Regions from separate parts of the Homo sapiens genome. Here region 1 is linked to region 2. A link is a contact called in ENCODE Hi-C or POLR2A ChIA-PET data. All regions are on one chromosome and are shown on one strand. The core of a region is the stretch at or near the end of the contact, and the rest is flanking DNA. Distances in the headings are between cores, read along the strand shown.

Region 1 (5,855 bases), core at 2,979-5,478, 180 kb before region 2:
TATGTAGACCTTACAGTTTCATAACAATAAATAAAATTTGTAGTTACAATGCATTTGTCAATTCAGTTTAGGCACAAGGCAACTTCCACGGTGAGTGGAGAGATCGAGACAGTCTCTGATTGTGCAGAAGCGACACACTGCTTGCAACAAAAGATTTGTTGCAAACATCTCATGGGCTGATGTTCTATCTGATGAGCTTCCTATCTTCACTTCTGATGGAAGTGTTGACCAGTTGCTTTGATCGTAGGATTACATTTGAGTTTCTTGGTTCAAGTGTTTTGTTTTTTCTTCTCCCTCCTGTCAGGTTTGTGTCTTCAGATAATCTGAGTTGTCCAAGTCCTTATGAGGAGAGGTCACCTTCTATCTAGCCTACTGATAACTCTGGAACTGTGGCAGGGACAGCCAAGGGAGAGGACAATACCAGTTAGTACATAATTGTTAAAAATAAAACACCTTCCCCCTCCCACCAACAAAAAAATGCTGGTATTCCTCATCTATATCCAGGTCTGCACTAAATTTGTAGTCTGCTAAGTGACTTAATGAACTTTTTCCTTTTAAGGTATACTGAAATGGTTTTACTTGATGTGTATGGTAAGGTTTTTTGTTTGTTTCTTTTCAGACAGTGTCTTGCTCTATCACCCTCGCTGGAGCGCAGTGGCATGATCATGGCTCAACGCAGCCTTCAACTCCTGGGCTCAAGCAATCCTCCCACCTCAGTCTTTGAGTAGCTGGGACTACAGGTGTGCACCACCACACCCGGCTATATGGTAAGATTTTTAAAGGAGATCATGCGATTACAGAATCACAAACTATAGGCGTATAAAACAGCTGCCGCAATGATGCAAACCTTCATTTTAATAACACTCAAGTTGGCAATAACTGAGCTCTGAGGTGCTACTCATTCATTCCTCAGTAGTGAGACAATGGTAAAGCCCTCAATTTGCTGCTGCCTCCACTCAACCACAGTGTTAATAGTTTACATTTATTTCATCTAAACTGAGAGCACCTGAGGTCAGAGGCTACCTTGCATTCATTTTCATATTGGTCCCAGTTCCTGGTCCACAGTAGGTCCTCAACAAATGTTTGCTATTTATTAAGAATATTTTACTCTATTAGTACAAATTCTATACATACTTATGTTCCCAATATAATATATATAGCAGTAACTCTGAAATTTTCTACTTTAAATTTTTAATAAAATAGTTTTAGATAGAATCATAACTTTTACTTCCTTATTAAACAATAACCACAGTATTGTTTAGGTACACAGCAATGCTCTTAGGGACGGAAAACTAAGATATTCAAAGCTACTTGGCCTACATTACAGGATGGCAAATTTTTGTACGTTTATAACCAGTCATTCTGTGGTCATGTCTTAGCCATTTTGATTCTAGTAGCATTGTTCCTGCTGCCCTGTCTCTTGCTACTTTTAATCTGCTATCCAATTTATGAAACCAGATAACTATCTTTATGAAATTAGCAACCTTAACACATATTCTAAGATGACAAACACTAGCCTATACAATCTATGGAACAAAGTGCATTCACTACATGTCTCATATCTTGATGCCTTTTTAAACTTAAAAGAATTCTTGATCCTTTTTTGATAGGTGGGAATGCCCAAAGTTTAATTTTAACCTAAGTGGGAAAATTTCCACATTATAAAGAGATAAAGGTAGAGCTATGAGAGCAGTATGAAATAGAGAAGTAGTAAAAGCACAGGAAGTAAACAGAAGGAAACGAGATGAGAATAAGAAGACAAAGTTGAACGAGTAAGAGAGACTGAGAAGAAAACAAGAGGAAATGGGTAGAACTAACTAGAGCGAGACAAGAAAAATAAGACACAGGCTCCAAGAGAAGTGTTAGGGCAGAATGCCTAGTGCTCTTTTTCACAGCTTGGTGGTTATCTGGGACCTGAGCATAAGTTACCTCTCCCATCACTCTTCTTTGAAATAATCTATCAGTTTAGAAAGTCTCTTTTGCACTGAGAAATAGTGGCATGGTTTTATTTTAAAACTTCAAAGTTAATTTTTTGGCCGGGCTCAGCGGCTCACGCCTGTAACGCCAGCACTTGGGGAAGCCGAGGTGGTCGGATCGCTTGAGGTCAGGAGTTTGAGACCAGGCTGGGCAGCCTGGCGAAACGCTGTCTCTACTAAAAATACAAAAAAATTAGCTGGGCGTGGTGGTGTATGTCTGTAATCCCAGCTACTCAGGAGGCTGAGGTGGAAGAATTGCTCAAACCCAGGAGGCGGGAGTTGGAGTGAGCCGAGATGATCACACCATTGCACTCCAGCTCAGGCGACAGAGTCAAACTCCATCTCAAAACAAACAAACAAACAACAACAACAACAAAAAAATCCCAGAACAAACAAAAAAACTTCAAAGTTTATTTTTGAAGCAAAAATACTTACTGTTTCATAGTAGTCTATATTTTCTACAGAGTATGAAACAATGATCTAGGTTTTAGAGGATCTGTAAACTAGCTCTTGCCTAAAGTCCCTGACATGTACAATCTGTTAGATTGCTGGATACTTTTTGTGGGGGAGGTAGTTTGAGGTTTTCTCCAGTGTGCTAATGTTACAGTTATAACTGACTTACGAAATAACTGCCTTAACTCTTCTTTTCTTTTACCCTAAATGAAATCTTCTTTGTGGTCTGGTTTGACCCTATATGTAGTCTCATTTGACCCTATATGTAGTCTCATTTGACCCTATATATGTAGTGGCGGTAGGAACTAAAACCCTCAGGAAAAGGTGAGTTACTAATATTTGTAGTTTATCTATCAAACAATCTATCAAATTCCAGACTTTCAGTTCAAAATGAGACAGCCACGAAACTGACCAAATGAAACTGCACTTGATATTTTTTTCTGTTCCACACCCCGCACTCATCTGCCTTTACTTACTACCTTTAATCTGTTGATAAAATTGGGAAAAAAACTACATACTGCTGAAAGCAGATTATAAAAATGAAGTTACCAGCTGGGCGAGGTGGCTCATGCCTGTAATCCTAGCACTTTGGGAGGCTGAGGCGGGTGGATCACCTGAGGTTAGGAGTTCGAGACCAGCCTGGCCAACATCGTGAAATCCCATCTCTACTAAAAATACAAAAATTAGCCGGGCATGGTGGTGCACACCTGTAATCCCAGCTAGTCTACTCGGGAGGCTGAGGCAGGAGAATTGCTGGAACCTGGGAAGCAGAGACTGCAGTTAGCTGAGATCGTGCCACTGCACTCCAGCCTGGGCAACAGAGCGAGACTCTGTCTTGAGGAAAAAAAAAAAAAATCACAAGGAACTGAATTATGTTTAGTCCATGAAAAGGAAGATATAAAGAACAGTCTTTGAACAAGTAAAATTCCACCAGAGAGAAGGGCATTCTGGCTCTAACATATATAATAACTTCCCATTCATTAATAGATTCTAGAGGGTGTTAACTGATGTGCTTGCAAGTGGGGAAGAAGCATCATATCATAAACTTGCATTATTGATCCAAATACAAGTGATAACTTTTTCATGTATAAAGGCTTCATGACAAAAAGCTAGATAATTGGCAGAAAACTGGTTGATGATATAGTCAGCATTTCTGAATAAAGAAATGAAGAACATGAGTGGTAACAAGAGCGTTTTCTGACGGTTGAGTCATTGTACTATTTCTTCTTGGATCAGGAAGATACTCATGTAAGAGAGTACACATGATGACTCCGAACAGAAGAACCAAAGTCACAAGATACTGCCACACTTTGAAGAAAATGGCAATTTGCTATAAAATGACACTGGCTCTCTAAGTCTGATAATGTAACAGAAAGACAAACTGTTATATTTCAAATTACATGTGACCTTTACAATGGCCACTGCTCACTAGAGAATTCTGTTCAAAGATTCTAACCCAGTTTAAGATGAATCTTAAGGTTATTTCCTTGCTGTTTCTTTTCAAACCCGTACTTACCTGGCTGATGTTTACATATGACCCATAGGGTTGGTAGTTTCACTAAGCCCAGGATGGGTTCCTGGCAGTGTGGTTGGCGGCTCTGCCGATACGGCAGAAACTTTTTCTTCTTCCCTTCTCTTAAGGCAGGCTGCTTTGGGGTTAAGGTTCCTCTCTAAAACAGGGGGAAAGAATTTTTATCACTATGGTTTTAAGTTATGAATTAGGTCTCAAGCTGAACAAATTGCTGTTGTTTTGTGTAACTTCATTCCCATACTAAGTACCATCACATAGAAGAAACAATGTGCTCACATAAAACCTCAGCATTGAACTGAGCCTCCAGATTTATACTTCTAAGTGACCATCTTGTGTTTTCTTCATTTTTTGCTTATGATTTAGTTTTCTAGGGTTTGATTTGATTTAAATCAAAATGCTACTCTTCACTCAAACATTTTGGCAAATGCTGTTGTTATTAGGCTACCAAGTCTCTTCAATGTCCTACTAAGACACGGTACACTGAATTGACATGAATGCTGACATCTTGTACTTAGAGAGAGACACCTGTGCTTTATCTAAAATGTTACCAGTTCAGAAAAGGATAAAGTAAGAGATATCCTCAGCTATTCCTCTAAAGCAGTGGTCCCCAACCTTTTTGGCACCAGGGACTGGTTTCGTGGAAGACAATTTTTCCATGAACTGGGTGCGGGGGGCTGGGGGGAAGGGGGCAGGGATGGTTTCAGGATGATTTCAGCACATTACATTTATTGTGCACTGTATTTCTATTATTATTACATTGTACTATAAAATGAAATAATTATACAACTCACCATTAAGTCAGTGGGAGCCCTGAGCCTGTTTTCATGAAACTAGATGGTCCCATCTGGGGGTGATGGGACAGAATGACACATCAGGCATTAGATTCTCATAAGGAGCAAGCAACCTAGATCCCAGATCCCTTGCATATGTAGTTCACAATAGGGTTCATGCTCCTATGAGAATCTAATGCTGCCGCTGATCTGACAGGATGTGGAGATGCAAATGATGGGGAGTGTCGGTAAATACAGATGAAGCTTTGCTGGATTGCTCTCTGCTCACCTCCTGCGGTGCAGCCAGCCCGTTCGTTCGTAACAGGCCACTGGTACTGGTCCGTGGCCCAGGGGTTGGGGACCCCTCTTCTATAGGAAATGTGCCAATTCGAGGGAGAAGGATAGATAGGTGGAGCACATCTTACTTTTCTACTTTGATATGTATGTGAAACAAGATGAATGAGTTGGTCTTTCTATTGCTGGAGGTGTTATTAAAAGGGTGGTAAAAACCTCTGCTGCTTCTTATAAAAGATAGCAAACAAGACTGCGTGGGATCTGTGACACGGGCATTTTCAAAAGAGGTTAAAGAATAAGCTGAGAGGTACAAGGATCGCTTGAGCCCAAGAGTTGTCAAGGCTGCAGTGATCGTGCCACTGCACTCTAGCCTGGATGACAGAGCAAGACCCTGTCTCAAAAAAAAAAAAAAAAAGAATAGGGTGCTACTGTGAGAAATAAAGGGAAAGAATATCCATCAGATCAAAAACCCACTGGATCAAAATCTACTTACACACTACTTACTATTCCTGTTGGATTTTTTAAAAAATGAGTTTTAAGCCCAAGATATCCATAGCTTCTGATATAGCTTTTCATTTGATTATAACATATAGTATAGGTTAACAGTTGTTCCACATATTTTTATAAATGGATTAAAAATGCCCTAATGAATATAATATAAAGGGATCATTTGTAATTAGTCTAGAATGAAAATAGTATTTTTTAGAAGTTGTAATATTTTATGTCAGATTTTCTTGAAATGAGGGCATAGCCGATATACCATTAGTACAGCTCCCCTTTTTCCATGTCCCCACCCCACCCCCAACCATTTTTTCAGAGATGGGGTCTCAC
Region 2 (6,385 bases), core at 2,107-4,606:
GAAAATTCATCTTCATAAGTGCGTTTGGGACTGTTTTCTTTATACAATTTGCGTTTAACTTTTCCAAATGTACATGTGGAAAGTAGCTGGGACTACAGCAGGTGCCACTGCATCTGGCTAATGTTTCAAAAAATGTTTTGTAGAGGCAGGGTCCCAATTAAATCCTTAAGACAGAAGACAGCCTTAAGTTGAAAATGAATAGCATATAATACTCAGAAAATTCTTCAAATACTAACCATTAATCACTGTACATGGAATTTTAAAATTACATACTTTATAAACTGCATCAAAATCCACAATTTACATTTATCTTACAAAAATTATTTATACACAGCCTAGAAAATGCTGTATTTTTATTGTACATACCCTTTGGGGAGATTCTCATATGTTGGGCAGTACCGATTTTCACTAGAGCAACAGTATACTTTTTTTATTACTGTGCAATTCTCACACTATCCTCTCATTATAGATTCCCTCGACAGACTCTTTGCAGCTGTTCTTTGAAGGCTTCTCTCTGCATTAGGCTGCTCAATAGAGACGCGACTGCCCAACTGCCACACCTCTATTAAGCAGCCTAATTTTCACCTTTTCCTCTCCCAATATAGCAGTTCGATACACTAAAGCTAACAATCTTATATTGCTATCTTGAGAAGCAGGTTTTTTCTGAAAGATTTCTGATTATAGAAAACTAAGGGAAACACAGGATTTCAGAGAGAGAAAATCTGACATTTGCCTAGAAATTTGCCCATATTTGAAAACAAAACAACAGAAAAACAACTCACCTAACTAATAACTTACCATTCTGTATAGAGGCAGTATAGCTCCAGAAACTTTAGAAATAATTCACCACTACAACCACCAACCATCACGTCTGAATTTGTTTTTTAAATAAAAAAGAAAAAACCTGGTACTTTCCATAAAATTTCACATACATAACTTTTTTTTTTTTTTTTAAAGACAGAGTCGTGCTCTGTTACCCAAGCTGGAGTGCAGTCATGCGATCTTGGCTCACTGCAACCTCTGCCTCCTGGGTTCAAGTGATTCTTCTGTCTCAGCCTCCCTAGTAGCTGGAATTACAGGTGTGCGTCACGACGCCCAGCTAATTTTGGTATTTTTAGTAGAGACGGGGCTTTGCCATGTTGGCCAAACTGGTCTTGAACTCCTGACCTCAGGTAATCCACCTGCCACAGCCTCCCAAAGTGCTGGGATTACAGGTGTGAGCCACCACGCCCGGCCATATGTAACTTATTAATTCTTCAACAAATTGGCAGAGTTACTGCTATTTCAAGTATTTTTGTTAAATTATCTAGAGCAAGACTGGCAAATGTAGCCTATGGAACAAATCCAGGCCACCAACTGTTATTTTTATAGCCCCAAATCAATGATATATAAGTACTTATATAGCTATTTAACCATGTAAGTAGTTATATGTTTATGGCTTAGTTGATAAGCCATGAATTATATGTTTATGGCCTACTTCATAAACATATAACTACCTACATGTTTAAGTAGCTATATAAGTACCTATACGATTATCATTGATATTGGTATGCTGGACCACAGACCTTAGACTATTTACTATCTGGCTCTTTGTGTGTAGTTTGCTAATCCCTAATACCAGGGACAAGTGTGGAAAAGTATGTAAGAGAAACTAATAAAATTTACAATTAACTATACATTAACTAATCGATTTAATTTGCTGTGAAGTGGACTAGTAATGTACTCCCATTTAATTGTCACTCCCTAGAAATTTCATGGAACTTTGAAAGTGTGATAATCCTCCAGAGGTATACTCAAACTAAAAAACAAATACGTAACACAAGAATGACTGTGGAACCACCAAAACATATCATGTATATGGAAATACCCAAAGAAACATTTTTCAAGATAAAGATTTAAAAACTCAGAACCATATATATATGTGTGTGGGTGCATATGCACGTGTGTGTGTGCACGCACGCGTGCACATGCGTACGTATCAGAAAGTCCTGAAATACAGGCAGAATGGCAAGTTCTAGTGTTCACAGAAACCTAAAATCAGGGGCCAGGCATGGTGGCTCACGCTTGTAATCGTAGCACTTTGAGAGGCCAAGCCTGGAGGATCGCTTGAACCTAAGAGTTCGGACCAGCCTGGGCAGCGCAACAAGACTGTGTCTCTACAAAGAATAATTTTTTAAAAATTAGTTGGGTGTGGTGGCACACACCTGTAGTCCTAGCTACTTGGGAGGCTGAGTGGGAGGATCACTGGAGCCTGGGAAGTTGGGGCTGCAGTAAGCCATAGATGTGTTACTGCACTCCAGTCTGGGCAACAGAGCAAGATTCTGTCTCAAAAAACAAAACAAAACAAAAAACAAAAACCACCACCACCAAAAAAAGCCTCCCTAAAATCTAAAATCACAAATAAAAACAACAAATACCAAACTGGAAGTCACAAAAACCATGAATTATGAAAGGCAAAGGCTGAATTTTCCAAGAAGAAAAAGAAGCTGAGATGTGGAAATAAGGAGATTACAAAAATGGTGAATTGACACTCAAAATAATCAATTGTTTTATGGGGCCTCACATAAAATGTGAGGCTTATTCAACTACAGCAATGTAGTAAAAAAACCTATATAACTAAAGACCAGAATGTAATGGAAACCTTCAGACAATAGTAATACTTGTACAATTTAAACCAAAGCAATTCAGTATATGCTTTCAAATTTTTTTAAAAAATTATTTTGATGGCTAATTAAAACTTACATAAATACCATGACCACTAATCAAGCTACTGCTAATTCTTCACTTTGAAAGAGGCCCTAGAGTTTTCAGGGTATGGGGAGTAAGTACCAGGAATACCTCCCCCTACTTCTATTCTTTATAACATATTATTTATCCAGTTCAAACATCTATGAGAATTTTAATATGAAACCATTTATTTTAAATAAAACATTCTGAAAGCCTTTATTAAATGATGAAGGCAGCATCTTTACTATAAGAAGTTAGTCTGGGCTAGATAAAGTGGCTCATGTCTATAATCCCAGCACTTTGGAAGACCAAGACAGGAAGATCACTTAAACCTAGGAGTTCAAGACCAATCTGGCCAACACAGCAAGACCTCATCTCTACTAAAAAAAAAAAAAAAAAAAGAGGAAGTGAATCCGAAATGTTACCACATAGGAGGCAAGATCTGTTAATGCTGCTCTAGGACTTTTCTTAAATCAAAACAGTGTCCCAAATTCTCAACTGCGTGCTATGGTGTGCTTCTGAAATTCTACGCATATAGCAGAACTGTAAAGCTACAAAAGCTCCTTAAAAGCAATCTTTCTCTTGTTCTCTAGCAACCAAGTAGCCACGGCCCCTGTCATCCACCTCCCTACAGGCAGAACTCAGAACATCTCTGGTTAGGAGTTCATGTTCACTTGGTTAGAACTAGACACAAACAATGGGAAGATTCAAAGAAGAACCATTTATCAGATCTATGCAACTGGCCCACTATAAAACAATAAGGATCCATAAAGATAACTACTGATCATAGACAATGCACACCCAAGTGACAATGAGGAAATGCACTGGATAAACAAGTAAAAGTAAAGGTGGTCCACTTGATTTAAGTCCCTAGAGTTTGCAAGGATGCATAGTTAAGCCAATGTTGTGAGCTCACCAAAAAATCCATTAGACCAGATAACTTAAAAAAAAAAAAACTCTGAAATATCCTCTACAGATAGTACGGTTGTCTCAAGCCACAGTTGATTGCTTTGATCAATCTTCTGTTGAATATCCCATAATATATAAACAAAACAAATCTACTATAAGTTGAATACCATGCAAAAGACTGAAGACTTCATGAGGTCCTGAAAAAGGTGTTAAAGAGCCATTTAATCAAATATAAAGTCACTAATGGATTACGACCTGAGTTAGAAATAGTAGGCTAAATCAACAAGATTCAAATGTGAAATACAGGATATATAGTATTACCATATAAATTTTCTGAGAAGAATACGCTAAAAAAATCAACAACTAATTCTTTGTTTACTCTAAGACCTAGTGAATAATATATAGTTCACTTTTTAATATTATATTCTTATTTTAATTTTAATTTTTGAAATATTTTTTTAAAATTCAAATGAAATATATTTTTTCCCTATATTTTCTGAAATCCTGGTTACTCTTTCAAGTAATTCATTCTAGGACGGATTACCCATAGATAAGAGGGATCTGAGTCCATACAGGAGTACTCTGGAAAGTGTGGAACCTCTTTCAAACTAAGGCGTTAGTATTACTTCGGTCTCTCTCAGACTGGGTAGAAAAGAAGCCTTCAGGTCATCTCTGGCTCACAGAAACAGCTTCAGAGAATGGCTATCAAAATTCATTCTAACCATAGAAAGAGAACTGCTTTTTAGGCTGTAGAGGCAGGGCAGGGGCATGGAAAAAGACGATACTGCCAGGAACAGGATGTTATAAATTAAATGCACATGTCCACTGATTAAAAACATTCCATACCACTAAGGAATAAGGTACCTTACAATATAGCAACCATGAAGAACAATTTAGAGCAATCTGGAAATACTGGAGTGAGGGAGCTAGAGAAGGAGAGACCAGAACACTGTACTCCTAAATTTTCCCACTTCTCACATCCACTCTCCTTGGCCCAATTTGCCTCTCCAGTTCTTATTCTTTCAACGAAACATTTGCAAGGTGAAAGAGGGAGGGCTGATGATATTGTTTAAACCCCTAGGTCCCCCATGCTCCAAATCAATCTATTCCTAGCCTTCTTAGATAAATGGGTTAATAAACACCACTTTTTGTTTCACCCGGTTTAAGTTAGGTTCTGTCACTTATAACAAAAAGAGTGCTGACTGGAATAAATGTGACCCACAATAAAACTTTTCCTGATCACCTCTGGTTGTGCCTGAATGTAATCTCTTCTGAATGTCTGTAAGAATTTATTCGTATCACTGACATTCTGCCACGTATATTAATTGTTGAAATTCTTATCCCTCTATCACACTAAAATAATAGTCTATAAAGATAGACTGAATATTATTCACTTTAATATTCTACCATACAGTACTTTCCTCTGTAAAAGGCAGAAAAAGGGCATGGTAAAGGGCAGAAAAAAATGGAGGAATGAATACATAAAAAAGATGGAGGAAGGTACTCAACAACTCAGACTGGTTAATGAGAGTTGAGCAATAGTGAAAGAAAGAACAAGACAGCAGAGCTATAATGTAGAAAAAGGCAGCAGATGAAACAAATGGTTGAACACAAGAAGTTAAAAAGAGGAAAAAAGCAACGTAGTGGAAAGGGACTGTGAGCTAGTCAGAATCAAGAGGGTCAATGCCATGTTTCTTTTTCTGTTTTTTTGTTTGTTTGTTTTGTTTTTTTGAGATGGAGTCTTGCTCTGTCATCCAGGCTGGAGTGCAGTGGCGCAATCTGGGCTCACTGCAACCTCTGTCTCCTGCGTTCAAGCAATTCTCCTGCCTCAGCCTCCCACACAGCTGGGATTACAAGCATGTGCCATCATGCCTGACTGGTTTTTTTTTTTTTTTTTTTTTTTTTTGTATTTTTGTATTTTTAGTAGAGATGGGGTTTCACCATGTTGGTCAGGCTGGTCTCGAACTCCTGAACTCAGGTGATCCACCTGCCTCAGCCTCTCAAAGTGCTGGGATTACAGGGGTGAGCCATTGTGCCTGGCCAGGGCCATGTTTCAAACTAACAAGTAATTTCATTTTTCTTGGCTTTAGTGCCTTCAACTGTATCTAGGCTCCTTTCTCTCAAGTTTCTCTTGGTGCCAACATTTTGTGTTTGTCAGCACAGCCAAAGGTCAGAGAATGTAGATCAATGAATATACAATCATATTCTTTCATGAAATTTAGGGTTATTAAAACACTGGAAAAAGTAAAAGGCCTCATCCTTATGAAACACTGTCAAATCAGATACTATTTCCCTTCGACACTTTATAATCATTTTCAGTATCTCATCTAGTGAAGAAATTTCAAGTATATCAAACTACATATCTTTTTTTATTTTTTATTATTTTTTTTAAGACAGGGTTGGATCTGTTGCCCAGGCTGGAATACAGTGAAGTGATCTGGCTCACTGCAATCTCCACCTCCCCAGCTCAAGGAATCCTCCCTCTCAGCCTCCCAGGTAGGTGGGACCATAGGCATGTGCCACCATGCCTGGCTAATTTTTTTTATTTTTTGTAGAGACAGGGTTTCACCATATTGCTCAGGCTGGTCTTAAACTCCTGGGCTCAAGCAATCCTCCTACCTCCCAAAGTGCTGGGAATGTGAGCCACCCCACTAAGCCAAAAGAGTTAACTTTTGAGGGCAGGGTTGTATTACCCTTTGATAGTCTGAAAATGGTGATTCTACATATTTTGTAACTCTAGGAGATTTCA

Evidence for each region. A loop is a pair of places that touch in the nucleus more often than their neighbours do. ChIA-PET counts read pairs that join two places held with the same protein, here RNA polymerase II (POLR2A). Pooled maps may share reads with other maps.
Region 1: a pooled map shows a loop between it and region 2 (2.4-fold over the local background). The contact joins two enhancer-like sites. A Hi-C loop is called at or near these places in 2 of 50 pooled maps. POLR2A ChIA-PET finds 5 or more read pairs at or near these places in 2 of 52 experiments (CD4-positive, alpha-beta T cell and activated B cell).

What each region holds. Positions count from the first base shown.
Region 1 is chr15:57,280,689-57,286,543 of GRCh38, reverse strand. TCF12 (transcription factor 12) reads right to left here. Exons shown (of 21, transcript NM_207037.2): 20 at 3,946-4,099; 21 at 1-387. The coding sequence ends at 3,957. Among named protein-coding and RNA genes, the nearest start is that of SNORD13D, 5.0 kb to the right of the region's middle. RefSeq lists an enhancer at 1,706-1,765. Within about 2 kb of position 4,228, at least 2 of the 41 ENCODE cell types and tissues checked have a DNase peak (open chromatin) inside an H3K27ac peak, as active enhancers do.
Region 2 is chr15:57,097,167-57,103,551 of GRCh38, reverse strand. All of the region lies in intron 5 of TCF12 (transcription factor 12), which reads right to left. Among named protein-coding and RNA genes, the nearest start is that of SNORD13D, 180 kb to the left of the region's middle. Within about 2 kb of position 3,356, at least 3 of the 41 ENCODE cell types and tissues checked have a DNase peak (open chromatin) inside an H3K27ac peak, as active enhancers do.